Linked DNA regions of Homo sapiens: regions 2, 3, 4 and 5 are each linked to region 1. A link is a loop called in an ENCODE intact Hi-C map of the cell type or tissue named here. Cell type or tissue: gastrocnemius medialis. All regions are shown on one strand. Region 1 overlaps WDR17 (WD repeat domain 17). Region 2 holds the start of SPCS3 (signal peptidase complex subunit 3). Region 3 has its middle 8.5 kb from the start of ASB5. Region 4 overlaps ASB5 (ankyrin repeat and SOCS box containing 5). Region 5 has its middle 20 kb from the start of SPCS3-AS1.

Region 1 (5,000 bases):
TATGTTTAAATAAGCTAGCACTAGCCTAGTTAAATATTCATTTCCATCTACTATAAAGAAAAGTATGTGAGGGGATGAATTTGTTAATTAGCTTGATTTAATTATTCCACATTGTAAGCATACATCAAAATATCACATAAATATATACAATTATTATTTTTTAAATTAAAATGAAGAGAACCTTATATCTTGAGACATAAAATGCTTCTAGATAAGCTAACAAATAATTATTATACTCTATTAAGAATATGTTAATACTCTAGATACATTATAACTTGAATGTTATCACACCCATAATATTCTGTTTTCAGTACCGTTCGAATCTGGGATTATACTCAGGATGCTTGCATCAATATTCTTAATGGACACACTGCACCTGTGAGAGGATTAATGTGGAATACTGAGATTCCATATCTGCTCATATCTGGCAGCTGGGACTATACTATAAAAGTATGGGACACTCGAGAAGGAACTTGTGTGGATACTGTGTATGATCACGGTGCAGATGTATATGGTAGAGTGTCTTTCATTCTTTCATGTATTTGTTATATTGACATACTAATGATGCTTATAACTTCTGAGGAATACAGTATTTTTGAAGAAGTTATACAGTGTTTTATTTTACAATAACATTTTTCACATTAGAAAATATACACGTTTATTATTATAATACCAGAATGTGCAGAAGAAAAAGTCAACAAAAATTATCAGAAGATGACTATTGTTAGCACTGTGTTGTCTTTCTCCCCACTGTCTGCAGGTGTGTCTGTGTTTCTGTGTACACACAAACACACACACAATGCACACATATTGCGATGGGCATATATACATGTATGGCTTTTGTTTTTCTCCCTTCCATTGACATCACTCCAGAGGTAAGTTGTTTAACAGGAAATCAGTAATAGAGTAGATACCACTTATTTAACCATTCCTCTATTCTTGGATGTTTAGTACAATGTTTTGTTTTTTAATATAATCCCGTTTTTTTAATATAATTAATTGGTTATGGAAAATCAGATTACTTACCATTTGCACATCTCTTCACTCTCATTCTTGTTTGTATTTATTCTCATCCTTAAACTTTGATGGGAGTAAATGGGCAGATTAAGAATCCAAAAATGATTTCTTAGAAAAAGTAACCTCAATCTAGATCAGGTTCAGATCCATATGCTTGATCACAATGGCCTTTTAGCCAAGGCAATGCGGGACTGAGTGTGGGAGAGAATCATATTTGTTGATATTCGAATTGAAAGGTCCCCAACTCTTCATCTTTTAACTAGAACGTCATCTGCCCATCCACTAACTCACAGATACTATGTATGCTATTGGTTTTATAGTATACTTGTTGCTGCTTAACCACACGAAATATACTTTTAACATTTTCATCCATGACCATTTGCTTTCTAATAATTTTTTTCTTTTTTCTTTCTTTCTTTTTTTTATTATTATTTTGTTTTTTTGAAACAGAGTCTCACTCTGGCTCTGTTGCCCAGGATGGTGTACAGTGGCGCAAACACAGCTCACGTCAACCTTCACCTCCCAGGTTCAAGAGATCCTCCCACCTTAGCCTTCCAAGTAGCTGGGACTACAATCACATGCCACCACACCCAGCTAATTTCTGTATTTTTGGTAGAGATGGTATTTCATCATGTTGCCCAGGCCGATCTCAAACTCCTGGGCTCAAGGGATCCACCCGCCTCAGACTCCCAGGAAAGTGCTGGGATTACAGGCGTGAGCCACCATTTCCAGCCTCTAATGGTTATTCAATTTTATATTCATATTTATAGAATATATAAAATAATTTATTGCATTCTTATATTATTTTCAGCCAGTATATTAAATGCAGATAGGTTGACTGAGAACCTTTCAGTTACTCACAATATTTCTTCATAGCTTCAATTCTGTAGAAGTTTTATGAAGCACATATAAATAAAAAATATTTTTCAATGTTCACTTTACTTAAAATAGGTTTTTATTTTCATCAGGTTTAACCTGCCATCCCAGTCGCCCCTTCACTATGGCCTCTTGCTCCCGTGACTCTACAGTGAGACTCTGGTCATTAACAGCCTTAGTCACTCCTGTACAAATAAATATTCTGGCAGACAGATCTTGGGAAGAAATTATTGGGAACACTGGTATGGAACATATACATGTATTAGAGTTTATTTCTAAATAAGTTTTATGAGAAATCTTTTCTCACTGAATTATGTCTGTTCTTCAGATTATGCTATAGAACCAGGCACTCCTCCTCTACTGTGTGGTAAAGTGTCAAGAGATATTAGACAGGAAATAGAAAAACTAACTGCTAATTCTCAAGTGAAAAAACTAAGATGGTTCTCAGAATGTTTATCTGTAAGTATTACAGGAATTAAATGCGAATATTTTCCCTTTAGCCAACATGAATCATTACAACTATTTTTATTCACATATTTACATGTACCATTCTAATTCATTGGGTAACTCTTACCATAATCTGTGCACTATAAGAAAGCAAATGTAAAACTAGAAACAATACATGAGATAACATGTAGTTATTTTGTTAATTTTTAAATTTAGATATGCCTGCATTATAATATTTTTGAAGATGCAAAATATTATGAGGTTTTTAATTCACTATTCCATATTTATTTTTTGTCAACTCTTTAGCCTCCAGGTGGCAGTGACAATTTATGGAACTTGGTTGCTGTGATAAAAGGACAGGATGATAGCTTACTTCCTCAGAACTACTGCAAAGGAATAATGCACTTGAAACATCTGATTAAATTTAGAACAGTGAGTAAAATATGCAAATATGATGTACTCAAGCAAATTTTTTGCCTTTTCACTATTAAAATGTAAAAATGATTTTAAAAATATATATGATTAGATCGGTAGATTTAAATAAATGAACACTGAGGAGATCCATCTTGGGTAAAATGAATCATAAAAGTGAATTACTTGAGAACAGATTAAGTCAATCATGGTTATCATAGGTTGAGTCTCATGAAATTCCTTCAAGGTCACTCGGAACTCCTTGAAATGCTTTATCTTTCCCCTATTAGCAGATGACTGTGACATGTGGACTATTCTAATTTTAGTCTCAGAGGGCCTAATAGGCTGTTCTGGGATATGTTTTATAATAAATGATCATATTATAGCTCTTAATGAATTTCAGTAAAAACTACTAGTTACCTCATCCCTGGGGCAATCTACAGCACTAACAACAAAACCCATTCTGGCACCAGAAAGAAAAAATTGCTTGTATATTTTCTGAAATATGTATAGTTAATCGTTAGAGCATGGAGACAGTTGTGCCAGAGATGTGGATCTAATGCTCATAAAGAGCAGTTTTTTCCATGAAGAGGAAGTTACTTTCTTTAATCGCAAACTAAACACCTAATGACTGTAACCACAAAATCTATTTGACAGGAGAAGAGCTAATTAAAGTAAGCCAGTAACTTTTTGTTTTTACTAGAGGCCTGTCTGTACTGTTGTATATTACTTTATCATTACCTTTTATCTGTTCTGTGTAACTACAACACCTGGAGAGGGTTAAGAACAATGGGGTTCAATCTCTCCCCTCCCGTGTCCCACCCCCACACACACCCCAAAATATTATGTTTAGAAACGTATCACATTTTATAGAGAAAAATATTTTTAAATATTTACTTCCCAGAGCTATATGCTTTTGAAGTATGTATTCATGTAAAGTTTATATGATCATCTGTTATCATGAACTCTTGTAAAACAATTTTTTTAAATTTTTAATTATTATGGATGCATAATAGTTTATGGGGTATATGTGATATTTTCACACAAGCATACAATGAGTATTGATGAAATCAGGGTAATTGGGGTATCCATCACCTCAAGCATTTATCTTTTTTTGTGTGTTAGGAACATTTCAATTCCGCTCTATTAGTTATTTCAAAATATGCAACAAATTATTGTGACACATACAAAACAAAATATGTCAAATTTTTTTAAATTCTATTTTCTTTTTAAAACCAGTCTGAAGCTCAAGAACTAACAACAGTCAAGATGTCTAAATTTGGTGGTGGTATTGGTGTACCTGCTAAAGAGGAAAGACTGAAGGAAGCTGCTGAAATCCACTTGAGATTAGGACAAATTCAGAGATACTGTGAACTTATGGTTGAACTTGGAGAGGTAATGTGCTATGAAAGTAAAACTAATGAGTTTAACATAGTAGTCTAAACGTTAAGAATATACTCAATTTTAAGTATTAAAAATAAAAAGCTCAGCACTTTGGAGGCCAAGGTGGGTGGATCACTTGAGCCCAGGAGTTCGATACTAGCCTGAGCAACACGGTAAAACCCCACCTCTACAAAAATCACAAAAAATTAGACAGGCATGGTGGTGTGCACTTGGGAAGCTAAGATGAGAGGATCAGTTGAGCCCAGGAGGCAGAGGTTGCAGTGAGCTGTGATCGTACCACTGCACTCCAGCCTGGGCTACAGAAAGAGACCCTATCTCAAAAAAAAAAAAAAAAAAAAGCCTGAGCGTGGTGGCTCACGCCTGTAATCCCAACACTTTGGGAGGCCAAGTCGGGTGGATCACGAGGTCAGGAGATTAAGATCATCCTGGCCAACATGGGGAAACCTTGTCTCTGCTAAAATACAGAAAAACAAAAACAAAACTAGCCAGGCGTGTGGCACGCACCTCTAGTCCCAGCTACTTGGGAGGCTGAGGCAGGGGAATTGCCTGAACCTGGGAGGCAGAGGTTGCAGTGAGCCGAGATCGTGCCACTGTACTCCAGCCTGGGTAACTCCATCTCAAAAAAAAAAAAAAAAAAAAAAAAAAAGGGAAAGAAATGTAAATACCCTGCGTGCTGGCTCACACTTTCACACCTGTACCTGTAACCCTACCACTTTAGGAGGCCAAGGCGGAAGGATCACTTGAGGACAGGAGTTCAAGATCAGCCTAGCCAACATGGAGAAACCCCGCCTCTTCTAAAAATATAAAAATTAGCCCAGCATGGTGGCGTATTCCTGTAATCCCAG
Region 2 (5,000 bases), 170 kb after region 1:
ATATTTTTAAAAATTTCCCAATAGGAATAGATATTTCCTATCAATATGCAATATATATTATATAATGATACATGTACACACACACACACAATTTCCATCTCAAAGCCAACATCTTACTTGATGGAGAAATGAAAGGAAATTTCCTGCTCAAATCAGGAACAAAAAGATATCAGTTGTCCCCATCTGACTGAATATCATGTTGGAAATATTAGCTACTGAAATGAATAAACAATTGGAAATATAATAATTGGAACGGAAAAGGCAAAATGATATCTAATGTAGGTGATATAAATGTCTAGAAAATCTAAAGAAACACTTGGAAAAATAAAACAGAATAAGAAAATTCCCTATCCCATCCCTCTCCTGCTCTTTTTGTGGACTTTTATGTGTTTTTAGCACTACCAGTAAGTCAAGTTAAAAACTGTGGTGTCATAATAATAATACTAGTTTCATTTGAGTGTTCACAATCTGCATTCACTCTATGCTTTGCAGACCCCCACTCTTATTTAGGCAGTTGCTAAGTAACATAGAGTTTGTTTCCGAAATGCCCCTCCTATCAGTCTTCCTTTTGGGTCCATCACTCACTCTCCACATATAACTGGTAAATGGTTGCCTGTGTAGCGATGCTTGTTTTACATGTAATTTCCCTGATATAAAGTCAACTTCTTGACCTGGTTTTCTACCATAACTTACCTTTCCAGGCTTATTTCTGCTTACTCTTTTATACATGCATTGTTTATCAGGACCAGCCTTCTGAGTATCTCTTAGATATACCTGTACTTGCAGTTCAACAACAAGAATTATTTCCCTAAAACATGCTATAATAATAATGTGTCTTGTTTAGGCTTTGTGTTAAATAATTTGCACACTGTGTTGTCCCACATTACCAGGGCTGTAATTCCTTCCTCCTTTGCTATGTAACTTCCCAGGGTATTTTTTTGTTTTACATTTCAGATTTGTTTTTATTTTATTAACTCTACCTGATTATATACTTTTGAGTGTAGAAAGTGATCAGTACAATCTCTGTATCACTTGCAGTATAGATGGCATTCAATAAAAATCCTTTTTTTTCTTTTTTTGTTAACAAACTGTGCCAGCCTGGAAGTTAAAAACTAAGATTTTAAACGCAACTAAGGATCTCTCTTTAGTCTCTATTTTATCGATTTTTCATTAGTTGGCTCTATTTGAGCAGGGAGTCTGCCTTATTAGTGCTGTATTCTCAAGGCTTAGAACTATTCCTGGTACACGGTAGGCACTTGGTAATAATCCTACCTGTATGGCTATACAAAAATTAATTGAATGGTCATGAATAATGCAAAGAAGCAAAAGCTTAACAAGAGACAACATAAGCCAGTATCAAGATCAGATGTTCACAGTTTTCTGGTTTGTTCCTGATCACATTCCAGGACAGATATTTTTGTTTGGTTTATGGACTGAAATTTTTAAAAAAAATTTATTTCAGCAGACCCTGAATCCATTTTTATAAAAACCCTTAGCTGTGAAAGGAACAAAGGTTTTGGCAGATAGTATAATCAGAGTCAGGATTGGCTCGGTTTGAACCCTAATGCCCTTCAGGATATTGAAAATGTGATAAAATAATTGCATTATTTATTAATGACCCAACGAAATTCTTATACATTATGCTGTAGAGCAATTCCGCAGCCATTATCTTCTTTGCTCCTAAGAACCCAGAAAGGTTATCCTTTTATTTATCAGAAATCACCATGTTAAAATGCAAATACTTAGGATCGGTAGCCTCAACCCTTATCTTCTAAAACATCTTTAGCTATCCATACAAAGCAAAGCATTAATAGGAATTGGACTGACGTTGGAGGTGGAAATACTGATGCACGTGACAGCTTTAAGGACTTGGGCGGCTAATTCCCCACTCCCCACTGCTCCTCAGATCCTCCAAAAAAAGCTCAAGTCCTAACTTTGACCAGGTTTGACAAAGAAGGGAGAGGACCAGGCGTTTTGTAAAGTGCTGCTTCCAAACGCCACCCGTCAGGACAGATTCTAAACCACCTTAACTTGCTGCCGGTTTCAAGTGAAAATAAATGGTACATAAGTAATCAAGAAGTCGCAGTCCCAGACCTCTGACCAAAGAACCGAAAAAGGACAGCGAACGACCGGTTCCCAATTCTCTGAACCCAAAGGTCGGAGAAGCAATTTAGAAGAGGAGGGGGTGGGTCTTCCACAACAAACCCCGCCCCTCCCTCACTCGTCGCTGATTGGTGGCGGCGTTAGGCCGCGACGGAGGGGCGGGCCCGCGGCTGAGTCTCTCCCTTTCCGCGCCGCCCCGTGCGCGCTGTGGGTGTGTTTCGGGAAGCGGGCGCGCGCGCGCTCGCGTCGGAGGACCGGAAAGGAGGCGGGGCTGCGGCGGCGCGCGCTCCCGGAACGCGCGCACCGCAGACGGCGCGGATCGCAGGGAGCCGGTCCGCCGCCGGAACGGGAGCCTGGGTGTGCGTGTGGAGTCCGGACTCGTGGGAGACGATCGCGATGAACACGGTGCTGTCGCGGGCGAACTCACTGTTCGCCTTCTCGCTGAGCGTGATGGCGGCGCTCACCTTCGGCTGCTTCATCACCACCGCCTTCAAAGACAGGAGCGTCCCGGTGCGGCTGCACGTCTCGCGGATCATGCTGTGAGTGAGGCCGGGCCGGCGGTGCAGGACGCCGGGACCGGGCTGGGGCGGAAGCCGAAGCCGGGCCGCCGCGCCGGGGCTGCCGTGCCGGGGCCGCGGGCAGGGCGTCCGGATCGCCCTCCTGAGCGGCAGTTCGCCCCCGAGGGCGGTCGTCAGGGGTGGACGTCGCAGGCTTTTCCGGCGTCCCCTCGGAACTTGCACCCCTCCACCGTAAATTCCCGGGCTTGCTCTTAAATTTTAATTTTGAGCGTTCCTCAGGTCGGTGCCTCCGCTTGCTTCCTGTTCCTCACTTCCCTCCACCCACGCCTGGCCAATGAGGGAGCAACACAACAGCAGAGCCGGCGCCGCCGCCCGCCTGGGCTGGCGCCTCCCGCGCGTCCGGTGCCGCTCGTGGTCCGCATGCGAGGCCCTCCAGGCGCTGCCGCCGCGCTCTGGGTCGGGCTTCCGTGGGGTTTCCTGGCGGCTCTGGAGGCCACAGGACGGGGTTGTCTTTGTGTCATTCATCACCCGAGTTTGCCCTGTTTGACATTCCCTTTACAGTTGTTGCCTTTGCACCTTCAGAAGGCAGTAAACAGTTGGAGCTGCTTTGAAGTTGGCCAGAGATGTTGGGCACTGAGAGAATTAAGCATCTTAGCCTTCTGATACAGCGAGATTTTTGTTTTGTTGGGTTTCTTTATTTCTTTTTCTTTTGCCAACCACTTGAAGAAGTCTGCGAAAACGCCAAAAAATGCAGTTCGAAATGACAGTGCCATTTCGCTATTGCCTATTTTGTCCTTGATTTTATTCTCTGGCACTTTTGTCTTTAATCGTCGTATTTTTCCATCTCTTGTTCTCATACCCTTCTACTCTATTTCCGTCTTACACAAGTTCTTTAACCTTAGTTTATTTCTTTGTCAGAATCGCCAAGAAGCCAGTTATCAAATAGCGAGCCTTCTCCCCCCACCTTTTTTTTTTTTTTTTAAATTACTGTACTGATGTTTGTTAGATATTGTTCGAATAGACCTGGGGTGGACATCAGCACTGCCATTGTCAGCCCTGTGAGGGTTAGAAGAGCTTGGTGCATATTAAACACTGAACAGATGTTAGCTGTTGTTGTCTTGAGCAAGTTTTCTTACCATTCTGGGCCTTAATTTCTTTTTGTTTAAGATGGAAGTAATACCTAATTTTTAGGTTGTGAGAATTATTTGAAATGTGAAAAATATTGTCAGTGGGTCTGAGCCGTAGTAAACAGTAAATAGCAGCTGGTTACAGTAGTATCCCCTTAATGGGGTAGGTATACGTTCCAAGACCCCCAGTGGATGGCTGAAACCACGGATAGCACCAAACCCTATATATACTTGGTTTTTTCCTATACCGTACATACATACCTACCTATGATAAAACTTACAAGTTAAGCACAATAAGAGATTAACAATAACATAATAGAACTGTAACAATATACTATAATAAAAGTTATGTGAATATGATCTCTTTCCCCTTCTCTCAAAATAACTTATTTTACTGGACTCACCTATTTTCACACCAGATTGACCGCGGATAATTGAAACCGGAAAGTGAAACCTCGGATAAGGGGGTGATTACTGTATCACCCTTTAATATGCCATCTGTTAGTATTCGTATCACCTTGTAGTCATGTGTAGCTTTCTTCTACCCATTCTGCAAAATTGCTTTACATCAAGTATTTACTATTCTTTTTAGCAGTTTTTATCCCCTTCTGAGTTTTGTTAGGGATTCTCTTGAGGTATATGCAATTAGCTGAAGACCTACTTTAATATTGGATTAGAATGTTTCTCCTGTTTTCACACTTACAGGTTTCTCTGGTGTTTACTCGTTTCTTTGTGGAATTGCAGTTTCACCTATGCACACACCTGTATTCTTTCTCTTTAAGAAGTTACGTGAATTGTGTATGTTCTGTTGGAAGGATGGTAAAACTTTTATCTTTATTCCTAGAAAAAATGTAGAAGATTTCACTGGACCTAGAGAAAGAAGTGATCTGGGATTTATCACATTTGATATAACTGCTGATATCCTTTAAGAAAATATTTCGTTGCGTTTTCTGTAGTTTTATAATGAGATATGTGTTGTTTAATGATTTGGGATACAGTGTGACTATCTCATTGAATCAGCCAAACCTTGGAAATTCCGCCTTTTTCATCAGTAAAATAATGTTAATACCTCCCCATGACACTTGGAGAAAACTTCATAGATTCATGAGTAGTTGTGTGAACATACTTTAAATTCTTAACCGAAACATTAAATTGATTGAAAACTACATAAGAAAGTTTGAATCTGTATTTTAGAAAGAAAAAATAAAATTAGATCATTTGGATAAGAAGGAAAAATATTACCAATGCTCAG
Region 3 (5,000 bases), 130 kb after region 1:
GCTGGGATTACAGGCATAAGCCTCCGCATCAGGCCCTGCATAGCAATTTGATCAGCATTCTTATACACGTGTATGAATTAATAATGATCATTTCTTGAGGTAAAATATATGATTTACCCTGGAACATGGCCAATTGGCTAATAAAATTGGGGTCTAGGAGGACCCTGTTTAGGATTCTAAGATTATAGTTTCTTTAACAACATAAGTACTGCCTTGTGTGCATGCATTTCAAATCTATTTTAACTCCAGTTATGAATTTTAGAGAAAAAAATTATATTTTAAACATGTTCTTATTAGACTTATAAATTTAATACTTTTTATATAACATGAGCAATACTAGTACATAGTTCACCTTTCTCCAGCAGTTTACACAGTCAACTTAGTACTCTTCCTGCTTCCATCTCCCAGCTCCCTACGATCCCATAGAATATGAGCAAAGGGGAGCCTCAGCACATGTCTGCTGGGGCTGCAGGAGTCACTCTGGTGACCACCACTCAGCCTCTGGCTAGTCCCTGCTAGCCTCTGGTGCTTCTATCCTGGAGGAAGGAAGATAAGCACTAGTCATGCACTAGCTGGTAATATTCCCATCTTCATACTTGCAGGCAATAATACAAACCTGGAAATTGGGAACCTGTCAGCTGTCTGGGGAATTCAGCATCTGGCTGAGTCCCCTCTCCCTCATCCCCACTGCAGCGAGGCAAGCAGGAGGTAGAATTTATTCTTCCACCTGTGTATAGAAGACAGAAAATGAGCTGGGCTTCATCTTTTCCTTGTTAAGCTTAATGGGATAAAATAATATGTGAAAAGGATACTACATATTCAACCTTGCTCTAATTTCAAATATCTTACCCAGTGTAGTAAAACATAAACTAAGTTCAAGTATTGCCTCTACCATAGATGTGTAATCTTGGACGATCTGGTAACCCTCCCTGCACCTCCACTTCCTTACCTGTAAAGAGTTCCATGATAAAAGTATCTACTTCACATGTTGGGAGGTTTAAATGCAATAATTCATATGAAGCACTCACTCGCCTGCACTGTAAGAGCTCAACAAATATTAGCTACATTGTAATTATTACTTTTACTTTGTTATTTAAGTTAAATTAGAATCTGTTGCATGCCAGGCACTGAAATTTTACTGTGTGCTTGTCTAGTGAAATGTCCAACTTCCAATAGTACCATACTCACTGCCTACTGTAGACATGTAACTATATAAAGGAAATCAATCAGCCCCCCTCTGGTGTTAGGAAATATATCCATTTCTATAATCAGAATTCATAACCAATGTTATATATAAAACAAATGATGTATTTTTTGCTCCATGGTATGAAAGATAGCTGTAACTTCTTAAGAAATGTACACATCACAAATATTCTGAGTAATTTCATCTTCCCAGGCTCCATAACAAAGTCACTCAATAGTTTGATATATCCTGGGAAGACAGCAGATATTTTGGGTTTTAGAAATAAAACATATCCCACACTGGCATCCATGGCTCCTGATTTAAGAAATCAAGGCTCTGGAACTGGGAACTCTTACCTGAAGATGTGATCGTGGCAATGATAATAAGAATAGTAACAGCAAATACATCTTGTTGTATATTACCGTAACCCTAACGCAACCCGTGAATTAACTGAAGTTGTACCAGTAGGGAAATGAAGACAACAAAAAGTACACGGCCACCTTAAAGCCTCGACATTTGCTCTGATGAGCATCTAGCAGCTGACATGCTGTATGTCCCAGGAAAATCAGGATAAGTCAGCAGAAAGTGGTAGGCAGGCAGGGCAAGGTCTTCAGAAGAACTAGTTGCTCTAGTTATGAGCCGTGTGAACTCAGGCAAGTTCCTTAATCCCTCTGAGCCTGTTTTCTCAACGATGAAAACAGGAAAATAGTTATGTTACAGGCCCATTGGAAGGGTGTATGAGAATATGCCCTGCATTTTTAATTTCCTTTTAAAGGCAGCCCCGCAACTGGTGAGCCCCTGATTTTATCCTTTTCAAAAACAGTAAACAAACCTGCCCCAGAGTAATTTTTCAAACTCCAGCTTACCGCTACCAAATAACTGCAGCTTACTGCTCCGCGTCGCAAGTCAAGATGTGGCTCCTTCATTCACACACATCTCTTGAGCGCTTCCCGTGTGCCAGGTGCTATAGGGCACACAACAGTGTGGGGATTACAGCAGCGAGCAGGCAGGTGAGGACTGTGCTGTCATAGTGTTAAACTCATCAGCTGACACAGTCGGGACTTGCAGCAAGTAAAATACCCAGTTTTTCAAGCAATCGATTTTCTCTCGATCCTGCACTTTGTTTTGCTCTTTCCTTTATCTAGTACCAGAATGTCAAATCAATAAAAAGTCGAGTGAAGCCTTTATTTGTCCACCAACCTCAGCATTAGTTTAATGTTTATATTCTCTCCTTGTCTTTCTCACTTGGACAATTCTCAAGCCTCTATTTTGCTTTCCAGTTACATTCTGGCTTCATTTTTTTTTTTTTTTTTTTTTTTTTATGGTAACTGCCTCCGAGCTTGGCTTGGTCACACTTTCTATGTAGAGTCCTTTGGGGAGCTCCCCCGCCTGGCCTCTGTCTGTAATATCACCAAAGGCAGTAATGGGCTTTGGCAGTGTTTTGCAAAGACCAACAAAGATGAATATCATTATACTGAGGTCCATGAAACCAAGATCAGATTTTTTTTGTGAATGGCAAGGGAAGGCAGACTGCACAAGAACACTGAAGGGACTGAACTCTTCAGCCTCTTGCATATTTATCACATGAATTTGGCAACTCATACATGGAGAGAATGAAAACTCGCTCCCCGAACAAGTGAGGAAACATTCATGAGGAACCGAATGGGGTCGACAGGTAAGCACGCTTTGCCCATATTTGACTTGTGGAGAGTCTCTTCAGTTTACCAACCTTGCTACTCAAATGAGCACATTTTATATGTACCTAATTTTTGTGCAATGGTTTACTGTAAAGAACATTTGCAGCATATGAAAGGGGCCTGGTCGTTTATTCTAAGGTTATATGAGATTATGTTGGAGGCATTCCTTGCCACATATGAACATCTCTAGAAAGGCAGCATTGCCTCTGGAGGAGGAGCACCTTGGTTTGAATCTTAACTCTCCTACTTTTCCTCCTGTGACCTCGGGAAGTTAATTAACCTTTCTATGCCTCCATTTCATAATTCGTAAAATGCGAATACTAATAATAACTATCTCAATAGGTTGTCAGAATGATTAAATATTAAATATGTCAGTACTTAAAAGTATTTGGAATAATGTCTAGCACATACTAAGTGCTTTATAAAAATTTGTTAAATAAATAAGTTTTGAAATAACAAAATATATGACAAGTAAAACCAACTGTTGAAGACCAAGTTGGAAGATGAAGCCTGGTACGTAGCTTGGTGTAAGAAACTCCAATAACATAGCTATATCCTAAGTTTAAATATGAATGGCCTCTCATTACCCACAAGAAATTAAAATTCAAAGGAATCCTGAGCATGTTCATAAAAGATATATTCATATTAACCAAAACTGAAAACAACTCAAATTTTCATCAAGAGGAAACAAACTAACTCTGGTACATTTACATAACATAATACAGTAGAACAATAAAAGGAATAAGCTACGAATATGTGCAAAATGTAGATGAATCTCAAAAACTTACTTTGAGCAAGAGTACGTTATATGATTTATTTTATATGAAGTTTAAAGTCAACAACATAAATATATGACTATTGAAATTAAAGGACATTGCTGCGGGGGATAGGATGAGTTGGAGATTTGACTAGAAGAGGAAATGTGGTAACTTTCCAGGAATATTGGAACATCATCTGTCTTTCAGTGATGGTAACATGGGAATACACATTTGGGGGAAAAAACCCTCAACAAATTTTTATTTAAGATGTGTGCAATTCTACACTGTGTAAATTATACTGCAATTAAATAAAAACTATATTGCAAAGATAAATAAATCTTCAGTTCTGGTAACGGCAGGCTAGTTAATTCAGAACAAACCTCCCATTGGAGACAATGATTTCTAGATGAAACATTAAACCATGCTTCTAGTTGCATCTAAAAGCTATAAAGAAAATGAGAAAGCATCAGACCAAGAATCCAGGACAAATAGAAAATCCAAAGAGGAGAGCATGGACTCTGGGACCACTTTTTTTTTCAGGTGCCTTTTTATTTTACTTTTTTATTTTTATTATTATTATTTATTTTATTTTAAGTTCTGGGATACAAGTGTAGAACGTGTAGGTTTGTTTTACATAAGTATACGTGTGCCATTGTGGTTTGCTGCACCTATCAACCCATCATCTAGGTTTTAGGTCCCACATGCATTAGCTATTTGTCCTAATGCTCTTGCTCCCTCACCCTCCAACCCCCCACTGGCCCCGGTGTGTGATATTCCCCTCCCTGTGTCCATGTGTTCACATTGTTCAACTCCCACTTATGAGTGAGAACATGAGGTGTTTGGTTTTCTGTTCCTGTGTTCATTTGCTGAGGATGATGCTTCCAGCTTCAACCATGGCCCTGCAAAGGACATTATCTCATTCCTTTTTATGGCTGTATAGTATTCCATGGCATATGTGTACCACATTTTCCTTATCCAGTCTATCATTGATGGGCATTTGGGTTGGTTCCAAGTCTTTGCTATTGTAAATAGTGCTGCAATAAACATCCATGTGCATGTTCTTTATAGTAGAATGATTTATATTCCTTTGGGTATACACCCAGTAATGGGATTGCTGGGTCAAATGGTATTTCTGGTTCTAGATCCTTGAGGAATCACCACACTGTCTTCCACAATGGTTGAACTAATTTAAATTTCCACCAAAAGTGTAAAAGTGTTCCTATTTCTCTGCAGCCTCACCAGCATCTATTATTTCTTGACTTTTTAATAATCACCATTCTGACTAGTGTGAGATGGTATCTCATTGTGGTTTTGATTTGTATTTCTCTAATGATCAGTGATGTTGAACTTTTTTCATATGTT
Region 4 (5,000 bases), 77 kb after region 1:
TTCACCACGTTGGCCAGGCTGGTCTCAAACTCCTGACCTCAGGTGATCCACATGCCTCCGCCTCCCAAAGTGTTGGAATTACAGGCGTGAGCCACTGTGCCCAGCTATTTTTTTTTTAATTTGTAGTAGAGATGGAGTTTCACCATGTTGGCCAGGCTGGTCTCGAACTCCTGACCTCAGGTGATCCACCTGCCTCCGCCTCCCAAAGTGCTGGAATCACAAGCGTGAGCCATTGTGCCAGCCTAGCTGTGCATTTGAATTACATCAGAAGCTTCAAAAAAAAAAATACCCAAGCCAAAGTGTTTTCTGTTTCAATAAGGATTTGTGTTTTTTATTTTTCCTCTGGTGAGTCTGATGAACAGGCAAATATAGAAATGATTGTCCTGTAGCTTTGTTAGGCAATTGCCCATAGCATATTACAGATCACCACAATGTTAAAAAAGATTGCTTTGGCATCTGAACTGGTGACTTCTTTTTGGATATGTTATTATTGAACTAAGTCTGTAATTAGCTGCACATATTGTGCAGAGTTAAGCATATTTAGAAAGCTCAATCAATAACACATAAATCCAATCATTACTTCTTTAAATGTCTATCGATGAACAAATATGCTGTCTGAGAAATCTGAAATACTAAGACATACAATTATATCAAAATATTTATAAAAGAAGTTTCAAAGATAAGTGAGAAACTATTGACTTCTCTGACATGAGTTAAAATAAAAGGGCAGAAGTAAAATGTAAGTGGTTTTATCATATTTGCATTGATTGGTTTTGACCATGTTCTGTGCACATGGAAAGGGGGTATATTTTAAACTATATGTAATATATTACCTGTGATAATAATGTTCTCAGAGCAAGAAGGCGACCTTGACTTGCTGCTTCATGTAGTGGTGATCGATCTGCCCAGGAACCTGTCAAAAAAGAAAAAAAGAAAGAAAAGAAAACAAAAATCCAAGAGTCAAAGTGAATCCCAGTAGACACAATCAATACCAAGATCACATAAATTATTCACACTCAGTGTTCAACAGGGTGAGCCAGATACTTATACTGTACATTAGGAAATTTGACTCTTATTGCAGGAACCAGATAGGCAGTTCCCAACATGAGCCATGATGCATGCTCTGGAATTGACCCACCCCAGACTTACTGTGCCTTTTTAAATTTTTTATTTTATTTAATAGATGGAGTCTCGCCCTGTTGCCCAGGCTGGAGTGCAGTGGCATGATCTCAGCTCAGTACAACCTCTGTCTCCCATGTCAAGAGATTATCCCGCCTCAGTTTCTCGAGTAGCAGGGACTACAGGCGCACACCACCACGCCCGGATCATTTTTGTATTTTTAGTAGAGACAGGGTTTCACCATGTTGGCCAGGCTGGTCTTGAAGTCCTGACCTCAAGTGATCCACCTGCCTTGGTCTCCCAAAGTGCTGGGATTACAGGCGTGAGCCACTGCCCCCGGCTTACTATGCCTTTTGAATTATCTGCACTCACTATTAACCCTAGTGACTCACTAGCAACATTTTTCTTCCAACCATTACCTTGTTGCTGCATTTATTTTGGAGATTAAGTATAGCTTAAGAAGATGCATATAGGTGCCACGTTGACAAGGGATGGATTAGTGATGGTAAATTTCAGGTGTCAACCTGACTGAATTAAAGAACACCTAGAGAATGGGTAAAGCATTGCTTATGAGTGTGTCTGTGAGGGTGTTTCCAGAGGAGATTGTCTTGTGAGTAGGTGGCTGAGTAGAGAGAGCTGCTTGCAGTATGGATGGGCACCATCATATGGCTGGGGGCCTGGAGAGAACAAAAAAACCTCTCCTGGTGTTGGAACACTCTCCTCGAGTTGGGACACTCTCCTCCTCCTGCCCTTGGACATCAGAACTCCAGGCTTTCTCTGACCTTGAGACTCTAGGACTTCAGTGGTCCCCTGGATTCTCAGGCCTTTGACCTCTGACTGAGAATTATATTGGCTTTCCTGGTTCTGAGGCTTTTGTACTTGGACTGAGCCACGCTACCTCATCCCAGGGTCTCCAGCTTGCAGACAGCCTGTTGAGGGACTTCTCAGCCTCCATAGTCATGTGAGCCAATTCCCCTAATCTCCTCTCATATAGCTGCGTCTTTCTCTGTCTATGTATCTAGGTATCTATCTATTTATCAGCTATTGGTTCTGTCTCTCTGGAGAACCCTGACTAATACACCTGACAGAGAAAAAGAGAATTAAGGCCACCAGATCAGCCACAAAAAAGTTCTGTTTCATGTTTTTTCACATTGAACCCCTCCTCTCAATTTTGTTTTGTCCCTTTAGCAGGAATAGCAGCTTGAATGCCCACCTCGCCACACTCCCAGCTCCTTCTGCTATTTCCTGTGGTCCCCCCACCCCAGCTTGCCTGGGCTCTGCGGTGTAGGGGCTGCAACATGTTGCCATGGAGGGCAAGTAGCTGAGCCCCGCGTCTGAAGTGAAGCATGAGCCCTGCTTCTGCACCCAAGCTCTCCTGAATGACTCAACAGTGTCCTAGTGCTTAAGCATTCTATTGCCTGTTGCTATAAAACGGGTATCACCATTGTGGTAAGGAAAGACTTCCAAGACAGCTAGTTATCTCCCCTGCAGTAAAATCACTCTGCATAAACCAAAAGGCAAAACAAAGAAGACAATGAGTGGTCATGGCAGTCAGGGCTAGGAGCATCAGCTCTGGAGTTAGACCATATGACTCTCTAAATCATTACATTTCATCTAGATTTCATTTCCTCTAGTTGAGGATGGAAATAATAATTGTATATACCTCAAGGAGATATGAGAAACTAAATCAGATAGTATACATTGTGCTTAGACTAGTGTACACACATAGTAAACACCATTCAACATTACCTGCTATTACCATTACTTGTAAGTCAACAGAGAGAAGAGAGACTCTGCCTGCTTTCCCTTAGGATTTGTATTTCTGAGAAAATTCTGTAATATTACCAGATACAAAGGGATTGATGACTGGTAAATGACTTCTGCCCTCTGCACCAGGCTGGAGTAACAACAATCTTAACATTGAGAAAAACCAACTTATTTAATGATAACCTGATTGCCTAAATAAAAGCAGAGAACGCTTACACAGTCCTCACCATATGCCCATGTCCTGCCCTGGTTGCTGGGCATAAATTTACTTGTTTTATCCTCACCCTGATCCTTTGAGGTTGGCGCTATTATTATCTCTGTTTTCCAGGTGAGGAAACTGAGACATGCAGAAGTTAAATAACTTGCCTAAGGTCACACAGCTAGAAAGGGGTGGATGTAAAATTCAAACTGCAGCCTCCTACCTGCAGTGACAACACTTTTCACTTGTTGAGAGATAGCAATCCTATCTCTCAATACACACACACTCTCTCTCATGCACAGAGTCTGTGAAACATTTTAGCCAGTGGTAACAGCATACATCTCTCTGGGACATTTTGTTCCTGTCATTGATTTCATTACTGTATTTTTCCTTCTAACACCCCCTCCAAAATAAAACCCTTCAGTCTAAAGAGAAGTTTTATTTCATTTTATTCTCGGCAAAAGTAGGCTGTTGCTTGACAAGATAAAGTTTACTGCAACAAGATACTATAGCAATAGTGCAGGAATGTTGTAATCCATGCTAAATTGTAAGTAAACAAATTAGGGAGGCAAAGGCTAACTATGATTCGAAGTTTTAGCAAGATCTTTTTAATTTAGTGGGATGAAAATTAAAAGTACTTTTCTCATATTGGGTTCTGTTTCTTAGATAGTCAGGGAATTTCTATTGTCTACACAGTCTTTATTAATCATCTCTTACTATTTTAATATATAGTCTGTTTCATTCTGATTCCCTTTCAGCAAATTTCTTCTGCTCCCTGATGTCGAGAGAAAAAAAGACAATGACAGTTAAGTCTTATCACATATTTATAAGAAGAAAAGCAATTCCTTGAATACGTCCCTGAAATGATAGAACTCCCAGCCAGTTTCTTGCATGGGTGTTTATCTTGAATTACAGAATAACGATAATTGAGGTTTACAATTAAAGACATTACAACTCCCAAAAGAAGACTAATGTATACTTTCTCTCTCAATAACAGATATAAGTTTCCATCTAGTGTTATTTCTTGCTTATCTAGAAAAATTAGTAAGCCAGACACATAATTCTTTTGAGTTTTCATTTGCAACAAGTTACTGTGATTAGCTTTTATGTATTACTTCTTTCTACTGTGTGACAGTTCTATTATATATTCAAGGCAGAATTGCAATAATGCACACCAGCAAATATTTTTTGGTAGGACAAAAATTGGTGGCAAGGTCATAACTTATAGGAAATTGGAACATTGTGTTATCATTAGGTAATATGCAAACGTTATCATCATAAATAATGTTCTTTTGGGGAAAGCATTTTGCCAGTTCCGGCTTCTAAGATGAAATCTGATGCTTTAAAAATCACAGGCATCTGTTTGTATGATCATTAAACAACATGATTGCAGAATGAAATTCTGCAGAACTTCACAACATATATCAATTTTTTGTGAACACTTAAATATTTAAGAAAATATGAAAATTATAATACTAACTTTGCAAACAGATTGCATATGTGAAGCCACTTTGTTCAGTTCAATCAGCAAAGCAATAATAAATTAATAAAAATTTTAGTAATCAATGCCTAAATGTGTTTAAATTTAAATAACCACTTATAATATTTATAATGATCAGTTTCCCTCTTGTATAATAGTATATTTCATTATCCTTAATTTATCTCTTAAACACAGGTGCTGAACTATATGATGCCGACCCATTATCCCTGCCTATTTTTCCATTGTCACTAGTTAACAGGAAAATTAACCAGATGTTGTTGGGAATGTAAAGGCCTAGAGACGTGGCCTTTGGGATTCATTCTGGACTCATTCCTTTCTAGTATACCATGATGACCTTTAAGGGGAAGTAAAGCTAACAATATTTGTAGCTGAAGGGTACTTGATATTCCTTCCAGCCAGCTCTTCTCCCTTGCA
Region 5 (5,000 bases), 190 kb after region 1:
AAAGGGCCAGAGAAAACAAATAATAAAGCTTTGAATGGAAGTTGGCGTGAAAGACAAAATGCACCAGGCAATAAAGATAATTTTGCTTTAGATATTATAATAGGGAGAATTTTCATTTCTGCAGCAGAATGTGTCAAAGAAATGAAGGAGGCTTGGGGTTTTATAGAGGCAGGTAAACAAGGGAGTCAAGGGGAAGGATGGGGGGGGTCAGTTCTTGGATATGCCAAGGGAGGTGGTTCCTTGAAGTTAACTGTTTCTCACAACATAAAAGGTTTTTTTTTAAAACCATTGCTTTTTCCTGGGAGCACAGGGCTCTGGAAATTTTCAACAATGTCACTGCCTTTAGGAAAGCTAAGAAAAATACGGAATCCTCTACTGTGACAGCAAGGATATGGGTCAGTATCCAGGCAGTGACAATGGTCAAAGCAAATGTGTAACAAACCTAATCAGGAGCCTAATCCCCTAAAGAGATGAGGAACCCAAAATCCAAAATGATTTATAACTTTAACTTAAAGACGGATAGTTCACTGGCCACCGACCAGCTCTTTGCACTTGATTGTAAATCAAGAAATTCAATTAAATATTTGCTCAGCATCTTTTTTTTTTCTAGCAAGTTCTTTATTTTAATTTTAACTTGAAATCAGTGCATTATATTAATAACTCCATTGGTCGTTTGTCTACTTAACAATCTTTGATGATCTTTCCCATAGTGAAATGATCCTATAAAACCATTGACAGGTTCTAAGATTTTTCCTTTGTCTACCCATCCCTACTAACTAGAAATACATTTCTGGGAAGTAGTCTAACAATAATTTCAGTTTTGAAAAGGGTCATGGATGGTAAGGAGACTATATTGTTTAAAGGCCTTTATTGATCCTTTTATAGATTTACTGGAAGTTGAAAACTAGCACAAAGAGGTCCCCTGTACTCCTTCACCTAGTTCTCCCTCATGGTGACATCTTACTAACTATAGTTCAGTATCAAAACATAGAAATTGATGTTGGTACAGTTAATAGACTATTCAGATTTCATCCATTTTACATTGTTCATTTGTGTGTGTTAGTATCTTTAATGCGCCAGACATTGCTTATACTCTGGAATGGAATGTGGTGATACAGACAGTTCTTCAAAACACTTTACACTTTCTTGGGAGGTGTTTGGTTTTGTTTTGTTTTGTAATGTGGCCTCAATTCTCAAACCTGCCTTTAAGATTTCTCCACTTGTCTTAGAGAGTCAAGAATTAAAGTATTCCAACTGCAGTGAATATTAATTAAAGAATAAATATATTAAAGTGGGTTGGAGGCAGGGGAATAACATGTCACTTGTCACATTGAGCCAGCTAGTTAGAATTCTCCTGACGGATGCAAAGGCCTAGGAAGCTTAAGTTCCTAGATAGCTGAGAATCTTTGCCATGAGTGAAAACAATAAGGAACATCACTACCTGGTTGGAATTGCCAAATTTGGCCAGGCGGATCAGTCCTTTCAAATCTAAGTCTCTGTGTTGGTCATTTTCCTTCCAGCAAGGAAGATCCATTATTTAACAGGTATACAATCTCCAGGAAAACCTATGAAAGGTCTGTCAGTATCTTCTGTGCTTTTATAACACATTCATAACACACACACAAAATTACAGTTAAAGTTTCACAAAATACATACACTTATGGGGATATGCTTATTTATTCTTTCATTCATTTTTTTAAAAATTGGTGGTTATTACCTGGTAAATCAATTTCAGGACCGTTGTTTAAAAGAAAAGTCAGTTCAAACAGTAGTAAGAATTGTTAGGTTGGTGCAAAAGTAATTGCTGTTTTTGCCATTAAAAGTAATGATAATAACAGCCTAAAAGTTTTCATAATAAGAGCTACAATTTACTGGCTACCTATTATGTGGTAGGTGATTTTCCAAGAAAATGACCAGTCATAACATTCTTGGGATTCATTCATTCAACACATAGTTATTGTGCTCCTATTTGCTAGGCATTGTTCTAGTTGACAGAGCAGTGACCAAAGCAGGAAAAAAAAAAATTCGCTAATGGAATTTACAGTCTAGCAGGGAGAATGTTTAACAGACACATGAGAAAATCATATTTCATGTCATAGGATGTAAGTACTATGAAGATAAATAATTAGGGAAGGGAGATAAGGAGTACTGGGATGCTAGTTTAAGTAAGATGGTCATGGCAGACTTCTTTCACAAGGTGATATCTGAAGGAGATGAAAGAGAAAGCCGCAGGGATACTGGGTGGAAGAGAAATCCTGGCTGAAGGTGTAGCAAGAGCCAGACCTTGAGGCAAGACACATATTGGAGAATTCAAAGGATAGGACAGTGGAGTTATGATTCAAATGCAAAACAATAGACTCAGGACATTGAGCTCAGGGTCAGACTTAGAGGGTCCTGAACACAGGTCTAGCTGACTCCAAAGTCAGTGCACTTTTACAAATAACCACATGTGCTACTGACTGCTCATCTACTATGTGTCATTTTCCAAACTCTTGCTCTAAATATTTGATGGCCATCTAACGTTTTCTGGTTAACTAAAAGAGTCAAATTACCCCTGCTAGAAATCACATTTCAAAGGAAATTGTCAACAAAAGAAATACACTCAGGACTACAAGCTTTCCAAACATTAATAAGAGGCAAATATGTCTAGTGCATTACTGTTTCAATTAATTAAATGATTAGTGAGATAGCACTGGAGAATCATTTTCACTATAAACGAAATATTTTTTAATCTAGTGTAAGCAGTAAAGTCACTAGAGAGGAAAGTAATTTTTCCAGTTTCCTGATTTAAAAATTTCTTTCTTTACGATAAAACGTGATAGCACCAGAGAGCCTTTGGCATGGCATTATGCACTGTGTAGACCTGATACCCTGAAGCTTTGTATTTCATGTTACCTTTATGAGGCGGAAAGTCTTCACACTGGCCAGATATGTGCTTGTGAAAAGGTTGGGTAAAAACAGTGCAATCATTACAGTGGTTTTTTCCCGAATGGGTTTTTTTTGTTGTTTTTTTTTTTTGCTCATAACTGGTCCTTTGGTGCCCTCTGGTGATACAGCTCATGAAAACAAGTACTAGATCGCTAATTCTCTCTCTCACACTATAGTATTGCCATCTAATGTACACAGTTTACAACACCAAAATGCAGAAAGAAAAATTACCCACAAGAATAATTGTACACTTATCAGTTTATTTAGTCTTGCCTCACATAAAAATTGCTAAAAGCTTTGAGTTGAGAGTGGTAATGTAAGAGAAAGCAATCTCTAACTTTGTGGGGTTTTTTTTTTGTTTGTTTGTTTTTTTAGTTTTTAGAACATGAGACACCTTCTCACTCTGTCACCCAGGCTGCAGTGTAGTGATGTAATCTGCACTCACTCTGGCCTGGACCTCCCAGGCTCCAGCAATCCTCCCACCTCAGCTCCTTGAGTAGCTGGGAACACAGGAAGGCGCCACCCCGCCCTGCTAATTTTTGTATTTGTAGAGATGAGATTTCACTATGTTGCCTGGGCTGGTGTTGAACTCCTGAGCTCAAGTGATCCACCCACCTCAGCCTCCCGAAGTGCTGGGATTTACAGATGTGATCCACTGCACCCAGCAGCAATGTCTAACTTCATAAACTGAGACTATGCTAATCAGTGACAAAGAACAAAATTTTTAAATTTCTAATAGACTAACAAATAAATCAGTCTTACCACTTCTCTGTGCAGATTGCCAGTAAATCTCCTTTCATTGAAACAAGGCAAATAAATTAAACATGGTGAATAACCCACTGACAGAAAGCATGGTATTTTTCTGGGCAATCTGAACTACAAATTGGCTGACAACAGGAAACAGTATGGCCCTACACTACATGATTTTCTATCATTAAAACTATGGAAATATTTTCCTTGTCCTCATGTCCTCATAGATATGTCTCTTTTAAATAGCATAGAGCTGGATTTTTAAAATCCAATCTGGTAAGCTATTTAAATTTAAATTGGTGGTTATAGTGATTAATAATGTAGTTGGGCTTGTTTTGCCCCTCTTATTCATGTATAATGTATTTTTATACTTGTTTTGTTCATATTGTTTTATTTTGAATTAATTGAATCTTTGTCTTTATTTTATTATTTTGTATTCATTGATTTAAAAAATTTTATGTTAACCTTGAAATACTGTCATGCAGATTTAATAAATTCTTAAGCTAATGATTCTTACTAGTTAAAAATGTAAAGTATTAAGAATGTGAGCTCCACGAGAGCTGGGATTTTTGTCTTTGTCCATTGCTGTATTCCCAGAGTCACAGGATCCTTGGGGTGTTGTCGCTTTTCCAGCCAGAAACCTCTGTGGCTGCTGGTGCCTTTGCCCAAGTTTTGCTCAGGCCTGCTGGGCTCATTCTGCCCACTTAGCCTGGCAGGCTGTGCTCGACTCGCGTTACTGGCCTGGATCCCTCACCTGCCAAGGGCAACCCCAGTGCAGAGTATTGAGTGGTGTGTGAGCAAGCGAGTGTGGGGTTCAGTCACTGCACACACTGAGGTACGCCTGCTGTGGTGGGGTGGACAGCTCCAGGTGTTGGCAAGGGTGCTGGCTCCCTGCTAGACTGTGGCTGGACCAGGCATACCACAAGCATCTTCCATGGCTGGCACGGGGGAACATGGTGGTGTCCACAAGCTTGGAGATGCCAGGAACTGCAGACCCCCAATGAGGGCCTCACAGCCCTGGCTTGGGAGCTCCTAGATCTGGGCTCCTCGAAAGGCTGCAGGTCTTCTCTTTTTCTCTCTTCTTTCCTCCTTGTTGCCTGCAATGTGGTGAGCAAGGGGCATGTTTCAGCCCTGCTTGTGTTACAGCTCTTTCAGCCCTGCCATATTTGGCAGTTCCTGAGTTCTTGTCCCATGTCCAGAAAGAATGAGGTATGTGGACAAGTGGAGAGTGAGCAAGGCAAAGAGATGCTTAATTGAGGGACAGAGCAGCTCAGAGGAGACCACAGAGGTAGCTCCTCTCTGCAGCCAGGTCAACCTGTTGT

What was found. A loop is a pair of places that touch in the nucleus more often than their neighbours do. Peaks named below come from ENCODE experiments on the same cell type or tissue, not always from the same donor. Only the 100,000 strongest peaks of a DNase experiment are listed, where the experiment ranks them.
Region 2: a loop joins it to region 1, with 4 times the contacts of the local background. A loop is called at or near these places in 16 of 110 quality-filtered maps.
Region 3: it touches region 1 in a loop (12-fold over the local background); 50 of 110 quality-filtered maps call a loop at or near these places.
Region 4: it touches region 1 in a loop (3-fold over the local background); 4 of 110 quality-filtered maps call a loop at or near these places.
Region 5: a loop joins it to region 1, with 11 times the contacts of the local background. A loop is called at or near these places in 72 of 110 quality-filtered maps.

What each region holds. Positions count from the first base shown.
Region 1 is chr4:176,147,822-176,152,821 of GRCh38, forward strand. It overlaps WDR17 (WD repeat domain 17), which reads left to right. Exons shown (of 29, transcript NM_181265.4): 13 at 312-514; 14 at 1,986-2,135; 15 at 2,222-2,352; 16 at 2,647-2,772; 17 at 3,991-4,146. Among named protein-coding and RNA genes, the nearest start is that of SPATA4, 45 kb to the right of the region's middle. In gastrocnemius medialis, a CTCF peak has its summit at 2,640 (motif pointing right); no DNase peak of the experiment used is centred here; H3K27ac peaks cover 768 bases.
Region 2 is chr4:176,317,578-176,322,577 of GRCh38, forward strand. SPCS3 (signal peptidase complex subunit 3) reads left to right here and starts at 2,389. Exons shown (of 5, transcript NM_021928.4): 1 at 2,389-2,642; 2 at 4,593-4,666. The coding sequence starts at 2,500. It overlaps SPCS3-AS1 (SPCS3 antisense RNA 1), which reads right to left and starts at 2,933. Exons shown (of 4, transcript NR_186171.1): 1 at 2,568-2,933. RefSeq lists an enhancer at 2,200-2,700 and silencers at 2,683-2,802, 2,923-2,992, 3,023-3,102. In gastrocnemius medialis, no CTCF peak of the experiment used is centred here; DNase peaks (open chromatin) are centred at 2,264 and 2,964; H3K4me3 peaks cover 3,118 bases; H3K27ac peaks cover 3,219 bases.
Region 3 is chr4:176,275,180-176,280,179 of GRCh38, forward strand. It overlaps a transcript of ASB5 not described here. Among named protein-coding and RNA genes, the nearest start is that of ASB5, 8.5 kb to the left of the region's middle. In gastrocnemius medialis, a CTCF peak has its summit at 2,591; a DNase peak (open chromatin) is centred at 2,168; H3K4me3 peaks cover 945 bases; H3K27ac peaks cover 2,600 bases.
Region 4 is chr4:176,224,429-176,229,428 of GRCh38, forward strand. It overlaps ASB5 (ankyrin repeat and SOCS box containing 5), which reads right to left. Exons shown (of 7, transcript NM_080874.4): 2 at 834-913. Among named protein-coding and RNA genes, the nearest start is that of SPATA4, 31 kb to the left of the region's middle. RefSeq lists enhancers at 2,379-2,548, 3,229-3,398 and a cis regulatory region at 2,464. In gastrocnemius medialis, no CTCF peak of the experiment used is centred here; no DNase peak of the experiment used is centred here; H3K27ac peaks cover 5,000 bases.
Region 5 is chr4:176,338,105-176,343,104 of GRCh38, forward strand. No RefSeq gene overlaps it. Among named protein-coding and RNA genes, the nearest start is that of SPCS3-AS1, 20 kb to the left of the region's middle. In gastrocnemius medialis, CTCF peaks have their summits at 3,051 (motif pointing left) and 3,255; no DNase peak of the experiment used is centred here; H3K4me3 peaks cover 419 bases.